2 separate regions of the Homo sapiens genome follow, and region 2 is linked to region 1. A link is an interaction called in ENCODE POLR2A ChIA-PET data of the cell type or tissue named here. Cell type or tissue: OCI-LY7. All regions are shown on one strand. Each heading gives the region's core, and the rest is flanking DNA. Links, peaks and the distances in the headings are about the cores only.

Region 1 (6,354 bases), core at 620-5,619:
TATATATACCACATTTTCCTTATCCATTCATTCATTGGTGGATTCTTAGGTTGATTTCACTTCTTGACTAATATGAACAGTGCTGTAATAAACATGGGAGTGCAGATAGTTCTTAGGTTTACTGATTTCCTGTCTTTTGGATATATCCAGCAGTGGGATTGCTAGATCATATGGTAGTTCTACTTTTAGTTTTTTGAAGCGCCTCCATACTGTTGTTCATAGTGGCTGTCCTAGTTTATATTCCCACTAACAGTGTATGAGTGTTCCCCTTTCTCCGAATCCTTGCCAACGTCTGTTATTTTTTGTCTTTTTGATAATAGCCGTTCTAACTTGGGTGAGATGGTATCTCATCATGGTTTGATTTGCATTTCCTTGATGATTAGTGATATTGAACATTTTTTCATATACCTGCTGACCGTTTGTATGCCTTCTTTTGGGAAATGTCTATTCAGGTCTTTTGTTCATTTTAAAAATGAAGTTATTTGTTTAAAAAGGATACTTTGAATCCAGGCACAGTGGCTCACACCTGTAATCTCAGCACTTTGGGAGGCTGAAGCGGGCGGATCACTTGAGGTCAGGAGTTCAAGACCAGCCTGGCCAACATGGGGGAAATCCCATCTCTACTAAAAATACAAAAATTAGCCGGGTGTAGTGGTGGGCGCCTGTAATCCCAGCTACCTGGGAGGCTGAGGCAGGAGAATCTCTTGAACTTGGGAGGTGGAGGTTGCAGTGAGTTGAGATCACACCACTGCACTCCAGCTTGGGTGGCAGAAAGAAACTCCATCTCAAATAAATAAAATATAGGCTGGGTGTGGTGGCTCATGCTGTAATCCCAGCACTTTGGGAGGCCGAGGTGGGCAGATTGCTTGAGCCCAGGAATTTGAGGCCAGCCTGAGCAACGTGGCAAAATCCCATCTCTACAAAAATAATAATAAAAAAAATTAGCTGGGCATGGTGGTATGCACCTGTAGTCAGTGCCAGCTACTCCAGAGGCTGAGGTGGGAGGCTCACTTGAGCCTGCAAGGTAGAGGCTGACAGAGAGAGACTTTCTCTCAACAACAATAACAACAAAATATATATGTAGGCTGGGAGCTGTGGTGCATGCCTGTAATCCAAGCATTTTGGGAGGCCGAGGCAGGAGGATCACTTGAGTTCAGGAGTTTGAGACCAGCCTGGGCAACATAGTGAGACTTCATCTACTAAAAATACAAAAAAACTAGCTGAGTGTGGTGGGGTGTGCTTATAGTCCCAGCTACTTGGGAGGCTTAGGTGGGAGAATCACTTGAGCCTGGGAGTGGAGGCTGAAGTGAGCTATGATCTTACCCCTGCACTCCAGCCTGGATGACAGAGCGAGACTGTCTAAAAAAAAAAAAAAAAAAAACAACAAACAAAATAACAACAACAGCAACAATTAAAAAAAACAAAAAACCAGGCTAAAATTCTCCCTGCCTTAAAAAAAGAAAAAGAAAAACAAACCTTTACTTCTGTAAACCCATAAGATTTGCACAACTTAAAAAGTCTGAAGTCACCTTTTTTTTTGAGACGGAGTCTCGCTCTGTTGCCCAGGTTGGAGTGCAGTGGCATGATTTTGGCTCACTGCAACCTCTGCCTCCTGGGTTCAAGTGGTTCTCCTGCTTCAGCCTCCTGAGTAGCTGGGATTACACAGGCTCGTGCCACCACACCCAGCTAATTTTTTATATTTTTGGTAGAGATGGGGTTTCACCATGTTGGCCAGGCTGGTCTTGAACTCCTGACCTCAAGTGATCCACCCACCTCTGCCTCCCAAATTGTTGGGATTACAGGCTTGAGCCACTGTGCCCAGCCCTGATGATACATTTCATTTTAAACTATCATTCAGGAGTAAGGGTAAAACAAGATTTTCAGAGAGGGAACCATAGGGAAGCTGGCGAGACGGGCAGAAACAGGAAATTGTGTACTCCGTTTGTTGGAATCTGAATCAGCCTACTATGTGGAGAACACTTTGTTAATCCTACTTAGATATCTGCATACTTTGTGGTAGAGACATTTGTAAGTATCTGCTCTAGGTAGAGACATTTGTAAGTAACTGCTCTAGAGAAACCTGTTCCTATGTTCGCAAGGGCATAAGTACCAAGACATTCACTGTGGCACTGTTGGCCATTCTAAAGAAGTGGAAAAAAACCGACTCTGCCCTGGAAGGGGAACAGGAGAGTGAGATGCGGCATTGTCTATCATCGAATACTCCAAAGCAGCAAAGCCAGACAGTATGAAACTCCGTCTGCCAACGCATCTAAACATCAAAAACATGATGCAAGATAAAAGCAAGCTGCAACACGATATACACAGTATTATCATAATTTATGTAAAGTGAAAGACACTGAAGCTATAATATACATCATTAATGGAAATATACACATATATCAAAGTGTAGAAAAGTCAGTTAGACCTTACAGCTGACTAACACAATAACCAATACTACACGTCAACAGCTGTGCCGCTGGGGCACGGGGAGGGGAGGGGAGGGAAGGGATGATCCTCAGCTCTCTCTATAGTGGTTTATTTCTAGCAGACAGAGAAACAGCTCCAAAGCAAAGGGATTTCATGGATTATTTCTGCATGGCCAGTAAGGGTGTCTGTTACTTCATTATTTCTCTGTATGTTTAAAAATTTTATAATGAAAATGTATTATCTCTACACGAGCACTTTTTATTTCCCCTGTGAATAATCAGAAGAGTTGGAAAATAAATAAGAAGGAAATAACTTTATCATTCTGCAGTTGAGTATAATTTGAAGTTTAATTCCTGACTGTCTATCACCCCCCACCCTACCAGTGCTGGAGAACGCCTGGGAGGAGGTGTGAGAGGCACGGCTGAGCCCAGTGGTTGTTTGCCCTGGTGCTCCTCTTGCTTCTTATGCTCACGACACTGCACCTTGATGTCCTACTCTACAGCAGTGCCCGCCCCACCCTTGCTGCCACAGCTCCACCCCTGGCCTCCGTGTCCTCCATTGCACATTCTTGCTTCATATTCCAAGCAGTGCTGCACACACACTGTGATGTCATTGTGCATCTCACTGTCAGAATACAATAACAAAATGAGCGTTTTAAAAAGAAGAATTGGGCCGGGTGCAGTGGCTCACACCTGTAATCGCAGCACTCTGGGAGGCCGAGGTGGGCAGATCACCTGAGGTCAGGAGTTTGAGACCAGCCTGGAGCCTGGCCAACATGGCGAAACCCTGTCTCTACTAAAAATACAAAAATTAGCTGGTGTGGTGGCATGCGCCTGCCAGCTACTTGGGAGTAATCCCAGCTACTCAGGAGGCTGAGGCTGGAGAATTGCTTGAACCCAGGAGGCAGAGGCTGCAGTGAGCTGCGATCATGCCACTGCACTCCAGCCTGGGCCACAGAGTGAGACTCCGTACCCCCACCCCCAACAAAAAAGAAAAAAAGAAAAAGAAAAATTAGCATTCCCCCCTCCCCTCTGATAGCTGGGTCCACCTTCCTGGCCCCACATCTTAGTGTTGGATGGCGCTGTGCTTGCTGACCACGTGTCACTTGCACACTTTCCCCAGCTTCAGTCTGCCAGGATAGGGTGACAGCATGGGGCCCAGGACCCACAGGGAGGAGACCAGCAGAGGCAGGTGGGATCAGGACTTGACCTTCCTCTTTCAATAACTCTAAATTAGTTCTTGCTACTTTCACTCGTTCAGGTTGACAGACTCCCTGAGACATGCAGACGTGACTTCCTAAGCATCATTCGTGCGTCCATCCCAGCCCTGCCGGACCATGTCTGACCTGGGCTCAGGATGGCACTGGCACCCAGGGGTGATTTAGGGGTTAGGTTTCAGCGGGCTCTACCTGAGGTGGGCTCAGGTCACAGAGCACAGCCAGGAAGGAGAACCAAGCTCTTCTAGAAGTGTATGGAAAGAGTTCCAGGAGGAAGAGCTGCCAGGCTGGGCCTGGAGTTGGCCAGGTACTGGGGTGGGGGAGGTGGGCTCCAGTGCTACGGCCAACCTCAGTGATGACGCTTCCCAGGTCGCAGCCTTCTCCTCTACTCCCACCCTGCCGCTTGCAGCCCCTCCACCTACCCCACCTCTAGCCTCCCCTTGCTCCCCTCCCCTTCCAGGGCACTCTCAAGGACTCTAGCCCCCAAGCTCCCTGCGTCCGCACACTTCTCTGAGCATCCCACCCTGATGCTTTGATAGACATGGGCTGGCCTAGGCCCTGCCCCTTCTTCAGTCTTCTCCAGTGTGGGGACGCCATTTCCTCTCCTGCTATCAGCAACCCAGGCCTGGGAGACGTGGAGTCTGTCCTTAGAGACAGGTCTCTAAGTTCTGTCCCCCGCTTAGAGCATTTCTCCTTTCCTTCCAGCTGTTCCCTCTCTCTAAACCCCTGACTCTGGTCTTGGGAGGACCGTGGAGCCTGTCTCACAGCTGTGAGTCCACTCTCTGGCTGGCACCTTCCTCTTCCCTCCTCCCTCAGAAGTGGCCCCTCCGGGCTCTGGTGCATCTTCTCTCTCCTCAAGGACCTGTTCCCATACCTCCTGCTTCCCTCTGCTCCCTCTCCTGGGGGCTTCCCCAGCCTCCCAACAGGCCCAGGAGGCCCTAAAAAGAAAACAAACCAAACTTCCCTTGACTCCACAACTCCTTCCGGCTACTATCTCTTCTCCTTCCCCTGTTTATATCTACAGGTGTTTTCTAATCTTAGTTGGTGACTCTACTGTCCATTTTAGCTTTTAGCTTCACCCAGCATCCTGTCTGCTAAGGTCACCAGGGACCTCCCGGGCCACGTGGAATCACCACATCTCAGTCCTTGACTTCTGCAGTCCCTTGCTCTGCCTCTTCCCTTGTTTCAAGCTCCAGCCTCTTCAGTTTGCTCCTGGATTCACTCCCGCACCAGGGCCACATGGTCTCAGTCTCCTTGCTCACTCCTCCTCCTCAGCCTGGCCTCTGAAATTGCACCCTACCCTCCCCTGCCCCTGCTCAGCTGCTCAGTTGCTCAGCTCCTGCCCTTCTCTTGCCACCTGACCTCCCTAGACCTGAGGTTCTCAATCTTAGCTTTGCACGAGAATCATCAGGGAGTTCTGCGAAATGCTGATGCCCAGGCTGATCGCGTCCAGGGGAGGGCCAGGGTCACTGGCATTTTTCCAACACTCTCAGGTGATGTAAGTGCTCTGTGGGGGCTGAGAAGCCCAACCCAGGGTGGTGCCTCCACTCTCAAGGCACCAGCATCGTGTCCTACACAGGTGCCTTCCAGCCTGACCCCTCCTCTGAGCACCACCTGCCAGTGTGACAGCTCCATCTGGCATGGGAAGCAAAAAAAAAATGTTACTTAAAAATCCAACGAGCTTATTAAGGAATCTGTGGCTGCACTCCGAGCTGGTCCCCACAGGCTCGTGGTTCTTCTTAATCAAGTAGTAAATCCTTTATAAGGTGGTGAGTGTCTCACCACAATCATATGATCTAGATGTTATTATTCCCAGTTTACAGATGAGGAAACAGGCACAGAAACTTGCCCAAGGCCATGCAGGTAGCAGGAGGTGGAGCTGGGATTACAAACCCAGACAGTTTTGGCTCAACAGTCCAGGGTCATAACCACAGTCCAGCTTCAGTGAGTCCTGCTGCCTTCACAGGGGACAGCGGCCGGCAAGGTTGGCTCCTTGGACTGGGCACACACGGCCACAGGGACAGGCAGGCAGATAATGGGACTGTCATCGCCACATACATGTGACAATCTCCTTTGCTGCTGCCTTTATGTTCCCATCCTTAAATACCTCTCCCCAGGATCAAGGCTGGCTGCAACATTTATCCAGGCCCAAACCCAACATAGACGGAGTCCAGCCCCACCAGGCATGGTAGCATTTTTTGTGATCTGGAGTAAGACCCTCTACTGGCAACTTCACTGGAAATTCCCTGGTAAGCGGTTTCTCCCAGTGATTTAAGTATTGGAACAGATTTGCTCTAATCTCATGAGTGTCAAAGTTTAATGGCCCCAAACTGCCTTCTGGAACGACCTCTCCCGCTTCCTGAAGCGGCAGCTCCTCTCTGCAGCTGCTTAAGCGAGAACCCTGGAGTCTGTGTTGGCTTTTTTTTTTTTTTTTTAATCGCCCCCACTTGCAATTAACTCATCCTCAGGTCCCATCGATTCTAACTCCAAAATCTATCCCTCTCTACGCCTACACCTGCCTCCACTCCCTGGTCCAGGCCGGCTCTGGCCTTGTTCCTGAATAACGCTTTTCACTTCCATTTCCCTCTCCCTCCCATCCAAGTCAGAGGTGTTTACAAGACAAATTTGATCCTGTTTCTCTGGTGACAAACAATTAAAAGTAGCAGTGGCACTTTGAGGAAAAGCCCAAATCCTCATTGGGGCCTCCAGCC
Region 2 (5,000 bases), core at 1-5,000, 54 kb before region 1:
CATTAGTACATTACTGTTAACTGCACTTTAGACCTTATTCAGTTTCACCATTTTCATCTGCATTCATTTATGTTTGTGTGTAACATATGTACCTCTGTTCAGTTTTATTACGTGTATAGATTCATGTACTCACCACTACATTGAGATATAGAACCGTCACCATAAAAGAATTCCCTTTTGCTGCTCACTGTACAGCCTACCTGCCCTCCCTGTCTCCTAGCTACCACCAACGTGTTTTCTATCTTTTTCCATCTCTTGTTTTATTTTTTTCTATCATTCTAGTCTCTTTCTTTTAAAAATTGACTTTTCTTCAAATGGAACCTAGAAATGAATAAAAACTTACCGTCAGTCGCCTCAGGAGCTGTGTTTGAAGGCACAGATGATAGATCTGCATTATCCACATAATAGGGGTTCATTTGCAGAAGCCATCCCCACACCCTCAGAGATCCCTGTTTGTGAGTTGTTTCAGGGATAGTCTCAAATTTTCCTACTGTGTCTAATTGACCTGGGAATATCACTTCCAGTATTCCTCTTTTGCACTTAGTGTTATAGAAGCCTCTTGTCCTTCAGGGTATCATCCTATATCTTCTCTGTCTTTCTTTTATCTGCTATGGTTTATGGTTTGTCATTTTTAAATCAGTTTAAAGTTTTTGTTTTTCAATTGTAATACCTTTTGGGTGATGGGTTCTGTTACTCATTTTAGAAAATTGTGCTGCCTTGTACTCACATCAGTTACCTTAAAGTGTCAAGAAATGGCTCTTAATTCTGTTATTCAAAGATAGAGTGGAAAAATCCATGTTCAGATTTATATCGTTTATGCTACTGATAACGTTGGCCTGAATCCAGTAATTTTCAAATTACGTATCTTTTCGATAATGTTGTATAAATGGAATCTTACAGGTAGTTCTGATTACTGACATGAACTTTCCTCTTTCTAGCTGTTCTTTTCTTACCTATTTATGGATCTGTTTATTTTTTAAAAACCAAACATAATTCACATACGTAGTGGGGGAAAAAAAGTCAGATCCAGAAAGGTTTAAACTCCACAGATCTATTTCCTAAAACGTTACCATTTGTAATAGTTTTGTGTTTGTCCTGAGAAATTAGTGTTTATGCATATATCAAAATAAATGTGCAGGCCAGACATGGTGGCTCATGCCTGTAATCTGTAATCCCAGCACTTGGGGAGGCTGAGGCAGGCAGATTGCTTGAGCCCAGGAGTTTGAGCCTGGCCTGGGCAACATGGCAAAATTATGTTTCTACTAAAAATTAAAAAATTAGCCAGGTGTGGTGGCATGTGCCTGTAGTCCCAGCTATTTGGGAGGCTGAGGTGGGAGAATCACATGAGCCCAGGAAGTTGAGGCTGCAGTGAGCCATGATCCTGCCACTGCACTCCAGCCTGGGCAATGGGAATAAGACCCTGTCCGAAAAGTAAATAAAAAAATGTGCAATGTGTTTTATATAAATGGACTCTTACTGTACATAGTATTTAGTCTATACCCACTCTTTGCTTAATGTGTCTTCCTGAGCTCTTCATGTCAACACGTAGGTTCATCACATTCTTTGTAATGACTGCAAACTAGTAGCTTTTTGATTTATACATACATACATACAGGGTCTCACTCTTTTACCCAGGCTGAAGTACAGTGGTCCAGTCACAGCTCACTACAGCCTTTACCTCCCAGGCTCAGGTGATCCTTTCACCTCAGCCTCCCAAGTAGGTGGAACTACAGGCACATGCCACCACGTTTGGCTAAGTTTCGTATTTGTAGAGCTGAGGTCTCAAACTCTTGCACTCAAGTGATCCTCCTGCTTTGTCTCCTGAAGTGCTAGGATCACAGGCATGAGCCACCATGCCCTGCCTTAGTACTTTATTTAACCAAACCTCTACTGATACACTTTTTGATGGTTTTCTGTTTTTTTAAGTTTTATTTTGTTACAAAAATTACAGAAATAAATACCATAGCATCTAAATCTTAGGCCATACTTTTCTTTTTTTTAAATTTTTTTGGAGACAGAGTCTTGCTCTGTCGTCCAGGCTGGAGTGCAGCGGCACCATCTCAGCTTACTGCAACCCCTGACTCCCAGGTTCCAGTGATTCTCCTGCCTCAGCCTCCCAAGTAGCTGGGATTACAAGCTTGCGCCACCACGCCTGGCTAATTTTTGTATTTTTAGTAGAGGTGGTTTCACTGTGTTTGCCGGGCTAGTCGCCAACTCCTGACCTAAAGTGATCCGCCTGCCTCAGCCTCCCAAAGTGCTAGGATTTACAGGCATGAGCCACCCTGCATGGCCAGGCCATACTTTTCAAAGTATGTCTGTGGGCATAATTTCCTGGTTTAGGAATTGTGTCAGAATATATTGTACTGTATTTAAAGTTGATATGCCTAACTCCTCCCACCCTCATCACCAAACACATACTTCCTGTGCCCTTAATTTATACTTCCCCCTAAAACTTTTTTTTTTTATAAGAGTCCCCATTCTTTCATACTCTTGCCAAGATTTTTGCCAGTCTAACAGGTTCCTGGATGTTTTTGGTATTTCCTTAAATGGCATTTTGTATATGTCCAGAAACAGTAGTGGTTCATTCTTTTTATTTTTCCAAAGCCCTTGCTGTGTTTAGCTTCCTTTTTTGGCCTTTTCAAAAGCAGTAATCCTTGAAGTTGTGTCTTCAGAGTAACCTGTAACCCCCAACAACTCAGTTCTTCCTGGAGTCATAAGTAGGAGTCCATCATTCTCTTCTAATACATTTTTATCTCAGGGCTTGAAAATTATTGGGAAATCCAGAGAGCTTTTGTTGTTTATATGTGCTTTATCTGTCTATATTTACTGAATTAGAAATTGAAACTGGGAGACATTACATTAGCTGTTAGAGCAGTGACATAATCACATGGCATGTAGATTCCAAAACTCCACTGTGCACTCAGTGAAAGAAGAAACAAGTCAGCAGACCCCTTAGTAGTAGTATGAGTGTAATTTTGACCTCCTTTACTCCCTGATAGGGTCTTAAGGATCCGTAGGGATTCTTAGACCAATTTTGAGAATTGCTGCTCTCTATAAAGTTTAATTTTTATTTTCTGAAAGATATTATTTTATATAATCTCTCTTTGAAGTTTGTATACCACTCTTCTGTATACTCAACAAATCTTTGAGGTCTACTTGGCATTTGATTTTCAGGCAATTCTTTCTAGTAACTTGGAGCATTTCCCAAATTGTGTCAGTGTTTTTTCTATGTGTCAGTACTATACCAGCATAGGGAAAATAAAGTAAGTGAAGGCAAGGAATTTAGCATATTCCCTTTTGACTTAAGAATTTTCCAATTTTGTATTTTTTTGCTTGAATTTCTTGTATTATGCAAATTAAGGGAAATTATTGAGACTCATTCTTGCATCATTATTAGATGACTTCATTGAATCTTAGCAGCATTTATACTTTCGTTTTGGCTTTCAGTAGGGTGTAGAGCAAAAGCTTTTACTTATACTCACCTCTTTTTATCACATAACCATCTTAGAGTTAGTGATAGATTTAAAAGCAACTATAACTTTATATTTGCATATATGCATATTGATTGGCAATCTCTTTTTAATGATCTTCAAAAATAATTTTTATCAGCTATTCCTTGAGCGAGAGCGGGCAGCCCAGCTAGCAGAAAGTAAAACAGATGAGTTGATCAAAGATGCTCCCACCACTCAGCATGATAAGAGTGGAGAGTGGCAAGAAACAAGTGGAGAAATACAGTGGGTGTCAACTGAAAAGACTGATGGTACAGAAGAGAAACATAAGAAGGAGGAGGAGGATGAAGAACTTGACCTCAATAAAGGTATATTTACTTTGAATGGTGTATTTAAATTGAAGATAGTGGTTTGATTTTGTTTTTTTCTTCAAACTATTTTAATTTGCAGATTGTCTTAATCTGGCTATTGCTTGAGGACCTCTCTAGTTCAGTCCAGACAAGCTTTGATACTTAAGTGCTTGTGGTAGTTCTCCCACAGTGAGGAAGGTGCGTGCCAGTGGCAGGCATGCTAGTGACGGGAAAGATCCAGTTAAGTCACTCTTCCTTCCGGGGCCCTCCTTTCCTTTACTTATCTGTGAAGAGACATATAGGAGACATAATAGGATTTTTTCAGTTTTCAGTTTTTGAGATTGTTTTTTCAGCTTCACTTTAAACTTGAAGATCTATTGTCAGATTACAGTAATAGTTCTCAAAGTGTAAGTACTAGATGGTAAACACAGTAAGAAATATACTGTAGGCTGGTGGCTCACACCTGTGAGCCCAGCACTTTGGGAGGCTGAAGCAGGAGGATTACTTGAGGCTAGGAGTTTGAGACAACAATCTAGCAAGACCCCATCCCTACAAAAAATATAAAAAATTAGCCTGGCATGGTGGCACAAGCCTGTAGTCCTAGGTGGTTGGGAGGCTGAGGTGGGAGGATTGCTTGAGCTGAGGAATTCAAAGTTACAGTGAGCTATGATTGTGCCACTGCCCTCCACCCTGGGTGACAGAGTGAGGCCCTTTCTCATTAAAAAAAAAAAAGATACTAGAGGTAATATCTTCGCTAATCATACATTATTGAGTATCTACTGTTGTCAGAATTTGTGATACAACTTTTGCCATTTATACAAGTTCTGCAAAATAGCCATTTGTAACTTTGTATCACTAAGGTTATGAATTTAAGTTCAGTCCGCCCTCCATACATGTGGGTTCCACATCCACAGAGTCAGCCAACCACAAATCAAAAATATTTGAGGAAGAAAAAATAATACAGGTTAGTAAATAATATAGTATAACAGCTATTTACATAACATTTACATTTTATTAGGTGTCATAAGTAATCTAGAAATGATTTACAGTATGCCAGAGGATGTGTGTGACTTATATGCAAATACTGCACCCTTTCCTGTCAGAGATTTGAGCCTCCTCCAGTTTTGGTATTGGAGGGTGCTGGCATCCTGGAACCAATACCCCTTGGATGCAGAGGGACGACCATATGTTCAGCTTCACA

The links. Peaks named below come from ENCODE experiments on the same cell type or tissue, not always from the same donor. Only the 100,000 strongest peaks of a DNase experiment are listed, where the experiment ranks them.
Region 2: POLR2A ChIA-PET joins it to region 1 with 6 read pairs; 16 of 35 experiments call an interaction of 5 or more read pairs at or near these places.

The regions. Positions count from the first base shown.
Region 1 is chr10:86,390,179-86,396,532 of GRCh38, reverse strand. No RefSeq gene overlaps it. Among named protein-coding and RNA genes, the nearest start is that of GRID1, 27 kb to the right of the region's middle. RefSeq lists enhancers at 4,149-4,528, 4,749-4,848, 6,257-6,354. In OCI-LY7, for the core only: no CTCF peak of the experiment used is centred there; DNase peaks (open chromatin) are centred at 2,942, 3,622, 4,222, 4,762 and 2 weaker places; H3K4me3 peaks cover 3,759 bases; H3K27ac peaks cover 4,160 bases.
Region 2 is chr10:86,445,059-86,450,058 of GRCh38, reverse strand. WAPL (WAPL cohesin release factor) reads left to right here. Exons shown (of 19, transcript NM_015045.5): 16 at 3,610-3,817. Among named protein-coding and RNA genes, the nearest start is that of WAPL, 74 kb to the left of the region's middle. In OCI-LY7, for the core only: no CTCF peak of the experiment used is centred there; no DNase peak of the experiment used is centred there; H3K4me3 peaks cover 192 bases; H3K27ac peaks cover 1,860 bases.